Regions from separate parts of the Homo sapiens genome. Here region 1 is linked to region 2. Evidence: read pairs that join two places in POLR2A ChIA-PET (ENCODE). Cell type or tissue: CD4-positive, alpha-beta T cell. All regions are shown on one strand. Each heading gives the region's core, and the rest is flanking DNA. Links, peaks and the distances in the headings are about the cores only.

Region 1 (5,379 bases), core at 140-5,139, 52 kb after region 2:
CAGCCTCTGCCTCCCAGGTTCAAACAATTCTCCTGCCTCGGCCTCCTGAGTAGCTGGGATTACAGGCGTTCACCACCACGCCCGGCTAATATTGTATTTTTAGTAGAGATGGCGTTTCTCCATGTTGGTCAGGCTGGTCTCGAACTCCCGACCAGGTGATCTGCCTGCCTTGGCCTCCCAAAGTGCTGGGATTACAGGTATGAGCCACCGCACCCAGCTGAAATAATTACCTCTTACATCTTTATGGAGATGTGTGGCTGGGGAAGCACAAGCCCTCTCTAAGCATCACCCTGTAACTTCCGGATGTTGATTCAAACCAGATGGCCTCCTCTGACTACATGAAATGTGAGCATCAGATGGCTTTGAGTGTAGAGTCAAAGTTAGACAATGTGATTTTGATACCTAAATGGCTCGTGTGCTCTAAGCACAAAGAGGAAAGGGCCTCCAGAAAGGACAAAACACATCCTCTATGCCATCTTCCGTGCCCTGCAGTCATTGCTTAGGTTATGTCCAGTAGACTGTGGAGAGGGCTCTAACCCCTGGCCCTAGTTCTGAATTATGGGGCAGTGGGTGGTCCTTCTTCATCTCCTATGTGGCAAGCTTGCACTGGCCATTGGTTTACTACTCTGTTCACCCACTATTTTTGTTTTTTATTTGTTTTGTTTTTTTGAGACAGGGCCTTGCTCTGTTGCCCAGACTGGAGTGCAGTGTGTGATCGTATCTCACTGCATTCTTGATCTCCCGGGCTGAAATGATTCACCCACCTCAGCCTCCTGACTAGCTGGGACTACAGGCATACACCAATGCACCCACCTAATTTTTAAGTTTTTTTTTTAAAGTAGAGACCAGGTCTCACTATATTGCCCAGGCTGGTCCCAAACTCCTGAGCTCAAATGATCCTCCTGCCTCGGCCTCCCAAAGTGCTGAGATTACAGATATGAGCCACCACACTTGGCCCATACACCATTTGGTTCATTTGTCCTTCCAACATTTATTCCTCATCTTCCAAGTGTTAAGTGTCATTGTGACTTAGACACAAATTGTCCTCAGGAAGCCTAAAATCAAGTAAGAGGCAAACAAGAACTGAAAATCGCAATGTCAATTTCTGTGAAGAGCCCAGGGCCACCAGAAAGTGTAGACAGAGGCACATGAGCTCTGGTAGGAGGAATGGGGTGTAGCCACATGGCTGAGACTGCAGGCAGGGTTGGACAGACAAGGTTGGCTACGGCTCTGTGCACCCTGCCTGGTTCAAGCAGGACAGTGGGTCCTCAGCCTACCCACTCCAGCAGCTGCAGCTGGCGCCTAAATGTGTGCTCCCAGGAATTCCTCCAGGCTCATTGTCCTTCTCCCTTGTTTGCATCTCCTGGTTACTCAACCCAGGGCATGACTGGAATGAGGCAAGCGAGGCTGACAGGCATGCAGTTTAAAGACACACCAACTTTCAGGTTGTGCAAGGGCAGGCCAGCCTCCTTAAATTCTATGCCTTAAATTCTGGGCTCCTTGCCTCGGCCTAGGCCTGAGTCAACCTACTGGCCATAGGATTTAAGGCAAATAATTGAACCTCACTGAACTTAAGCTTCCTCATCTGTGTTGTTATCTATCTCCTAAGATCACTCTGAAAGCTGGATGCACTAATAGACATAAAACACAGAGACTAACGACTTTTTTATCAGCATGAGCTAACCATCATTCTTCTCAGCCTGGTGATGGCAGAGATTGCCTTGTCTTGGGGTGACAAGTGAGGTCCACCTTGGAAGAAGATATGGTCTTTGACCATTAGTCAATGGAGAAGGAGCATGGAGAGGAGCATGGAGAACAGCCAGAGCTGGGCACAGAGGAGGATAAGCCAGGCATGCCTAAGGGCCCTGCCAGCGATTCTGCTGTGCTGTGGTGGAAAGTGTGGGACAGTCGTGGTGGGAAGAATGGGACTAAGTTCAGGATGATGTTTCGGGGCCTGGGCTGGGGGTAGTGACGTGATGGGACGTGGGGCTGAGGGACCGCAGCCTGATGGGGAGGCAGAAGGAGAACTGAGGAAGAAATCTGAGGTAAAGAAGCCAAATCCAGAGGGCACGGGGCCCAAGGCCACCGGTGCCTGGGGAAGTTTGGACCACCTCCCTGGGCAGCACTGGAAGCAGCTGGTGTGGCTGTGCCTGCCGGTTCTAGGGAGAGACCAAGTCCTGCTGTGAACGTGAATTGCAGAGAACCCCAGGGCCTGTTCCCTTGGCTGCAAGTCCCGCCAATGGCTGACACCCTCATCTGTGCCCCCCACAGTGACCCCGGGTTGGCCATTCTCTGAAGTGTTCTGCCTTGGGTGGCCTGGATGCTCCCTAAGCCGGCTCCCCACTTGCAAGCATAACCTTTTCATTGCTGATAGATTGTCAGACAGGCCTGATCTGAGGAAAAACTCTCAACCCTAACACATCCCTCGAACAGAGAATTAGCAAAGGGGGCACAGGCACCCTGCTTTAGAACAGCTGTTTTCCTGTGACTACCTGATGACCTGAATGATTTTCCCTGTGTTTCTAGGAGCTTGGTCCTGAACTCACCTTGGGCCACCCATAGATAGGACATTTATTCCTAGAAACGGTGTTTTGGAGCTAACCTTTCTGCCTATGTAGAGAAGTGTGGCTCATTCAAAAGATGTTCACATTAGCCTGTCACCAAGTAGGCCTCAGTGGTGGATTCCAATGAGGCCAACTGGATTCAGTGTCTCAAAGCTCCCACATTGTCACCACTAAGAATTTGTTTTTCAAAAATCAAGCTAACCACAAAATGAAACAAGCTATAACCGCTGACTACAACCCTGACATTCCGAAACTACCTATTTCCATCATTTTCTCTGCAGATTCAAGGTGTCATCCCCATGAGCTGTTTCATGGGGATTTTGCTGGGGCCTGCGGTGGGACAAAAGAGGGGGAGCTTACCATTTCTCCGACTCCTCTGTTTTTTCCTTTTGGTGATATAGAAAACGAGCAGTGCCACAAAGACCATCAAGAGGCTGCCTCCTCCACATATGCCAATGATGAGATAGATGTCCAGACCTTTCTCTGCAAAAGGAAGAGAAGTGGGATGGCTGGGAGGGGTCCAGGCAGAGAGCCCATTACTCTGGCCAAGGATGCTGCCTCCTGCATCAAGCAGATAGAAGAGCTTGTTGGGACCTTTCACCCCATAACTCCCAGGCTCACAGAGGGTGGTGAGTGGTGTCAACCCTGGAAGGACCCAAGGTCCTTGGGAAGCTCCCTCTGCAGGCTCTTTGGGAAACTGCTCTCAGGGGCTAGAAATGCCTGATTGTTCATGCACCAAGGCCGGCCTGCCCACTGCCCCCGTCATGGAAAGCATCACGAAATTTTAGATCCGAGGATCTTAGAGATACTCTAAATGCAACCTCTAGCTTCAAACATGAGGCCCTGAGAGGGAGAATGAGTTGCCCGAAGCCACACAATATCTGTTCCTGAGCATTTCCCTTAAGCAGCCCCTTGTCTCGGTGTTTCTGCACTGTTGATCCTGCTCTCGTCTCTGGCTACCCCCACTGCACCATGATTCCTTCTCACTGTCTCTACCAGGCAGTTTCCAAACACTCAGGGTAAATATTTCACTTGTCCAGCCCAGCACTCTGACCTCACGGCCAGCACCCTCTCACAGAGTTTCCCTGGAGCCACGAGAGAAACCCGGGTGCACAGTGCGTTAGTAACAGCAGTGGGCTTAGTCTTCAGTTGCTGGACCTTCAGTCACTGTAATGCAATGAGGAAAACAGTGACTTTGGTGTTAAGGGAAATGGGTTTGGTCTAGGCTTTTTTAGGCAGGAGCTGTGTGAACTTTGGAGAGTTACTTCACCTCTCTGAGCCTGTTTCCTTCTTTGTAAAGTGGAGATAATGAAACCTACATCATAGGGTGGCTGTTGGAAGTCAATCAGATAATGGATATGAAAGTGCTTTGTAAACTGTAAAACAACACAAATGTGAGGTCTTGCTCTTACTAGTGTTCTCGCACTGGTGTTTCTGGGAGCTGTTTCCCAGCAACAGGGGAAACAGGAGGGGTTCTAGGGCTGTCTGCCCTTTGTGAGTCAATAGCAGTTAGAAAAGCAGCAGTGGGGCTCGGGTCAGGGGACGGGGTCATCTGAAGAACAAACTGGAACTTGGCCCAGCATCACAAAAGAAATGCTTCTCCAGGCAAAAACATACCAGGGAGACACTGTTATACATGAAGCCCAGGATGGGCCCCAAGGAGAGGGTCAGAGGCTCAGAAACCAAGTTTAACAGATCATCAAACTGTGGTGGTTTATTCATCTTGGCTTTCTTTCCTCGAGTCTCTCTCTGACCCATTCTTTGCCTGCCAGTTACACAACTCTCTAAGCTCTACTGATGAAGAGGCCTCCACCAGAGAAGCAGACATAATCTTAAACCATTGAAATTGGGTCAGTAAAGGATTCAGGGCCCTTTAGGCCCTGCTGGCTTGGACGAGGGGCAGGAGATACCAGAGGCCACTTCCTGCTGAGCTTGAGAACTTTTCAGATTTGACCCGGGGTGGGGCAGGGCAGGCCTGAAATGCTTTGGGGAGCACATGGCTAAGTCATGCAGCCACCAGCTCCATCTTCCCTCCAAGTCATCGGGTAGGGTGGCCACAATTTTATCTTGGGCACATGCAGGAATGTAGGCAATGCCTTACACAGCCTGCTCTCCAGTTTGTCCAGGGTGGTGCCCTGGGGCACCTGGTAGTACTTTTGGTGGGGAATGTTCCATCATGTTTCAGAAGCAGCGGTGGCACTGTCAGTCAAAAATATGCCCTCCCAGTTCCTAAATCCAGGCATACTATCTTCCAACAGTATCTCTTGGAGATCACATGCCCATGAGTTTATGTGACAAATTATTTTTGTGCATCTGAATCTGTTCCTTCCTCCTAGTATTTTGATTTTAAGTATGTAAACACTCACCTAATCTGAGCCAAATGGTCAGACTCTGACCATTGCTCCTCTCTGCCTTGGCCTTTCAGAATAAAACTTCCAAATCCCTTTTCGGGTCTTCAAGAGCAGCTCCTCCACCCTAATCTCTCCCCAGGTATTCTTCCCATCTCCCTAGTGGTCCTTCTCGCAATGAGCTTCTGCTCTGCACCATAGAGTAAGGGACATAAGTGTTCCAGCCTTCAAACCTTGGCTGCTCCCAAGGTCCTCCCTCTCTCCCTCCTTCCATCCCTAATACACACACATATTTATACTTGTGGGCTCCAGTTAAAATAAACATGAAAAGTAGGGTTGCCAGATATAATGCAAAACACCCAGTTAAATTTGAATTTCAGATAAACAATGAAAAATTTCTTGCATAAGTATGTTCCATGCAATATCTGAAACGTACTTATGCTGTATTTTTATTTGCTATATCTGGC
Region 2 (5,379 bases), core at 297-5,296:
CCTTTCATGGGATACCCTTTACCTAGCAGATGGCCTAATGTCTAGTTACCCAACCCACGACCGCAAGGGTCCCTCATGTGGGAAACTTGTTTATACTGGCAGACGACTTCTGGCTTATGATCCAGTTTATGCCTCCATCACTCTAGCATTGGGATCCTGACCTTGTGTTCTCCCCAACATCATGGGAAAAACCCAGCCTGGGGCAGCCTGTCCCTGGGTCTCATGAGGCAGGAATGAAGAGTCAGATAGAAAGAAAGGGTTGGGAGAGAGGGAGAGAGCACACGTGCATGGCAATAAGCAGCATGTATAAAGGAATAGGATGTGGGTGACTCTCAGTTCTTGGGCAAACGCCTGAGTGGTTTTTTTAAAGGAAGCGGTGGGAAAGTGGGGAGTCCAGTCTGCTAGGTGGTAGAGAGGACTCTAAGTTCTTATTTCTGGCTACCAGCTTGAGCCATTTGGGTGTGGGTGTAGTGTAGGACTGAAACTTGTATCAAGGGTGTCTGAGACCTGATTTTGATTTTGGTATGAGACAGTTAAACTTGTATTCAAAATGGATGCCGAGATAACCTAAAATGGTAAAAAGTCACTATTTTGCAGCATTTGGAAACCATAATCCCTTGGCAAAAAAACAAAATAATAATTTTATAAAGGAACACACAAAATAGCAGTGACCTTATGTAATAAGACATGACTGGCTTAGTAAGAACTGAGCTTAGACACCACTGGGAAGAGTTAAATGCCATTTTTTTCCCAACGTATCCGTGGGCACTTGGGCCTCCCTTCTGTCTTTGCATCATTAACTTATGTAGTTATGGGATTTATTAAGTAAAGGAGGATCTTCTTTTGGGAAAAGAGAATTAGGATCTTGACTTCTCCCGCCACTTGCCCCACTTTGAAGTTTAAGAACATAAATGTGTGTTGATGGACTGGGGTGGCTCTGATTGAGATCAGAGTGAAGGAGTTAACTATGGTACCTTCAAAAGGAGAGAGTCTGGACCCAGAAGCAACCTACTCCATCCAAGTAGGTCTTAGAGGAAATGAGTACAGTATATGCAAATAGAAAAAAATAGCCCCTTAACTGTGTAAAATGTAGGTGTTGAGGACTGACAGTCCTAAATTGGATTTGTGGTGGTGTGTCTTTTGGCATGTTGCCTACTTCTGTCTAAGTCTCATCTATGAAGAGGACATATAATAATAATATGCATAACTCCTAATATTTAAATGAGGAATAAATATGAAACAATTGATGTAAAGTACTGAGTGCTATATGTAGCACATAATAAATGCTCAACAAATGTTATATATAAAACTACTAATCACACATATATCACTAAAGAGCTGAATCACTTGGGATTTTGGCATTTTCAATATGGGACATTCCTAGATGACTTGAATACTGAGGTCTTTATTATATCTTGGAGGATTCATCTTCATCTGGGAGATCTGGTCAATTCTTGCAGCTGGCAGTGAAAACAAGAGAGTACTAGGAGAGTTAGAGAAAGGTGTCCAGCTGGGCTCCATCTCTGCAGCCCTGCAGAGCTTTGACGTGGTTGTCTAATCACCACCACCAGGTGTGAAATGGTGGAGTGGGAAGCCTAGGAGACCAGCAGGTGGGGCCATCCCAAGAAAGTGTGGGGAGGTCCCCAGATAGCCATGGAGTGCAGCCCCTCTAGTGTTGAGTGAGTTTCTGCTCTCCCAGCAGGGGGCAGCAAGTGACGAGGACAGCCATTTAACTCAGGGGAATCACAGTCACTTGGGAAGAGAAACCCTAGGTAAACAGCAAATTTCTTATTAATTTGTGATGTAGTGATTCAGAGTGATTTCAATATTAAAGTAAATGTGACTGTATTTTGCAGTCACATGCTGGCAGGGCCAGAGCCTGTGGGTAATAATAAACATATTATTGTCAATCAATGTTAACAAAAGACTTGGGCAAATCACAGCAGAATGAATGCAGATTGCAAAATAAACACATGAAAGTATTTCAGCCTCACCAGTACAAAAAATGTAAATTTAAACAAGGTAGCATTTTTAATCTGCCAAACTATCAAAACATTTTTAAAAATAATAACTTCTGACTAGTTTCGAAAAAATTTTATGCTTTGGATCCTGTTTGTACATCATCTTATTTAGTCCTAATAGTAGTAAGGACCAATCTCATTTTATGACTGAAGAAACAATCTCCAAGAACTTGAATGATATAAAGATGTCAATTTGAGGCCGGGCACGGTGGCTCACGCCTGTAATCCCAGCACTTTGGGAGGCCGAGGCGGATCCGCCTGAGGTTGGGAGTTTGAGACCAGCCTGGCCAGCATGGTGAAACCCCGTCTCTACTAAAGAAAAAAAAAAAAAAAGAAATTAGCCGGGCGTGGTGGCGGGCGCCTGTAATCCCAGCTACTCGGGAAGCTGAGGCGGGAGAATCGCTTGAACCTGGGAGGAGGAGGTTGCAGTGAGCTGAGATCTCGCCATTGCACTCCAGCCTGGGCAACAGGGCGAGACTCCGTCTCAAAAAAAAGATGTCAATTTGAATATACATGTTAACCTCTTCTTTATCCTGAGAAGCTACTGAAATGATAAATAATTATTTGTTGTTGAAGGCTGTCTTGTGTATCGCAGGACGCTTAGCAGCATCACTGGGCTTTACCCACTAGACACCAGTAGCAACCCCAACTCAGTTGTGGTAACCGAAAATTATCTGCAGTATGCCAGATGTTCCCTGGGGGACAAATTCACCATGAGTTGAGAATCACTGGGATATGGGCTATCTGAGAGTGAGAAATTTCAACAGAATTCTTGCAAACTGGTGTTTGAAAGAGTAGGCTGGAAGAAACCACAGCTTGATGTGCCCACAGAGCCACCGTAGGGTGCAGACAGGATGACAGCTGGCTGGCCCGCAGCACCTCAAGGCTCAGAAACTTCCGGCACCAAAAGGCAGAGTCAGAGAATTAAAAATTAGATTAATTAGAATTCTGTTTAGATAATAATTTGATTCCTGGTCCATCTTAAAACATGAGTATGAAGAACTTTGGCAGGAAGATCTTTAGGAAAATGGGAGACTTAAAAGAATACTTGATGTAATGGTGCCAAATGTGAACTATAAGGAGAACAATGCAAGAAGAAAAGCACAATTAAAAATGCCAGCCTAAAGAAAAAGAGACAGAGAAGTCAATGCATAATATTAATATACAACGTGTTGAATAATATTTGTGCAGTTACAACAATTATTATTTTGTTAATTATAACATAACAAATATATTAATGGTAATTATAACAAGATATTATTGTTATATTACTTAATAATTGTAGATTTATTATTGCTTTGCTTAAACACAGCGATATAAGTTTATTGGGAGGATGTGAGAAGAAAAGAGTGAGGAAGTGTGGAGTTGATGTAAATTAGCTAAGTCCTAATCTTTTGCAGCAGTAAATGAATAGATAATGTCTAAAATTTTGAAATTATGAAATAAACATATTATTGTAAATACCTAAAATAATCTAAAAACATTAAGAGTAGTGGCATCTGGGCTGTGAACAGGAGGGCAGAGCACGGTAGGCCAGGGGACTGGTGTCTTTTATTATGTCTTTTGAGAATACTGATTTTTAAAATAATCTATGTTATTTTGATAAAAAATTTATAATATCTAGAGCTGTTGAAACTGTAATGAGAGGAACACTCTCATTTGTTGCTAGTAGAAAAGAGTGTCTTGAAAGAACTTTTCTGAAAAATAGTGTAACAGCTTCTATCAAGAGCCTTAAAATATTCATAGCCTCCAGGAATGCATCCTTAGGAAAAAACTAGAAATGTGGGCCAAAACTTATATAAAAAGCTGAATATCATGTTATTTGTAACAGCAAAAAGTTGGAAACAACTTAAATATCCAGCAGTTGGGGAGTGGCCAAATGAATGGGTAGCTATACACCTTTAAATATGTGTACGAAGAACTTTATGTGGAGACAGGCTTACAAAATGAGAAGTAGAAAAAAAGCAGGGTATACAACTGCTTCAAAGTCCTTAACTGTGTTAAAACACGGATGTGCAGAAATAGAACTAGAAGGGAATGTACTACCATGTTAACACTGGCTATCTCTGGGATTTGGGTAAATTTTATTTTCTTCTCATTTTTTTCTCAGTTTTCTAATTTTTCATCAGTCAGTATGTATTAATTTTATAAGCAGAAAGAACATTAATGTTACTATTTTAAAAGAAAAAGTAATAATCTTGAGTACAAAATATTTTGCCACAAAACAAAACCTGTCGCTGTGTGGCCAAGGCCTGGAGGGTGAGGGGGGAAGGTTGCTGTTACCTTTTTCAGGCCTTCCTGGAACCCATAAAGGTTGATTTCCCACTTTACAGTCAGCTAGAGACTAGGACTGGAACAAAAGACTAATGGAGGGTTTCACTTTGCATAATTAGTTTAGTTCATCAAGGCCTTGGAACATGCATTCATTTTCACCCCCAGTCTAATGGAGGCAGTGACGTTTGTTGTCATTTTCATGTGTCTGAATCTGTGGAGCTGGAATTCTGAGACTCTTTCCTTAAGTTTCAGGTAGCAAAACAACAGATGACTGATGATGCTTTCTTTTATAGTGGTTTTGGCCAATAAGCGAGACTTAACAAGATATGGATAAAAAACTACAAATAAGACATTATTATTTGAGAGTCATTTTTGGGGGTTCTTTTCCTAATAAAATGTACTTTTTCACCAAAATGCCAAATCAAAAGATTCTATCACTTATTAATAGTACAAAATGGAACAGTGGTTCTTAGACTTCAGAGTTGTTAATCATCTGAGAAATGTGTTTAAGATGCAGAGTACTTAGCCCAATCCCCAAAGACTCTGATGCATACAGTCTAGGGTAAGCTCATGTTTTTGCATTTTCAACAAATACCATAAGTTGATTTTGATGCTTGTGTTTCTTGGACCAATCTTTGATAGTTATAGAGTAAGATTTGAAGAAGTCTGTACCCATGGAAGTAAATTAAATACCTTCCAAACTAAAAATGATTTGTTATTAATCACGGCTTAATCGAACTAGTTTTCTTTAATTTATGAATAAATACTTAAACTTTCAGTAAAAGATTGGTAGGTTAAACATGGGGAATTTAAGGAATAGTTATCTTTATCCCATCTGGAACTCCAATAAAATGACAATTTTTGTAAAAGTCATAAATCCACAAGAACAAAGAAAACATGAGAAAAGATGACCCTAGAAAAAGGATGTCAACAAAAGCTTGGAAGTCTTAAAGCGGGTAGACAAATGCTGAATGATATAGCAGCATGGAGGAAACTCCATGTGCAATAGGGGAAGCTATAATGGGAAGCCAATTTGCTCAAGTGAGCCTCATAGAGACTCACAGATTAGAGGCACCAGAAACTT

The links. Peaks named below come from ENCODE experiments on the same cell type or tissue, not always from the same donor. Only the 100,000 strongest peaks of a DNase experiment are listed, where the experiment ranks them.
Region 1: POLR2A ChIA-PET joins it to region 2 with 53 read pairs; 14 of 35 experiments call an interaction of 5 or more read pairs at or near these places.

The regions. Positions count from the first base shown.
Region 1 is chr1:116,762,152-116,767,530 of GRCh38, reverse strand. It overlaps CD2 (CD2 molecule), which reads right to left. Exons shown (of 5, transcript NM_001767.5): 4 at 2,925-3,047. Among named protein-coding and RNA genes, the nearest start is that of CD2, 10 kb to the right of the region's middle. In CD4-positive, alpha-beta T cell, for the core only: CTCF peaks have their summits at 3,068 and 3,269 (motif pointing left); DNase peaks (open chromatin) are centred at 300, 2,770, 3,250, 3,970 and 2 weaker places; H3K4me3 peaks cover 2,515 bases; H3K27ac peaks cover 5,000 bases.
Region 2 is chr1:116,814,085-116,819,463 of GRCh38, reverse strand. No RefSeq gene overlaps it. Among named protein-coding and RNA genes, the nearest start is that of CD2, 62 kb to the right of the region's middle. RefSeq lists an enhancer at 1,523-1,817. In CD4-positive, alpha-beta T cell, for the core only: CTCF peaks have their summits at 1,505 and 1,705 (motif pointing right); DNase peaks (open chromatin) are centred at 1,683 and 2,863; H3K4me3 peaks cover 680 bases.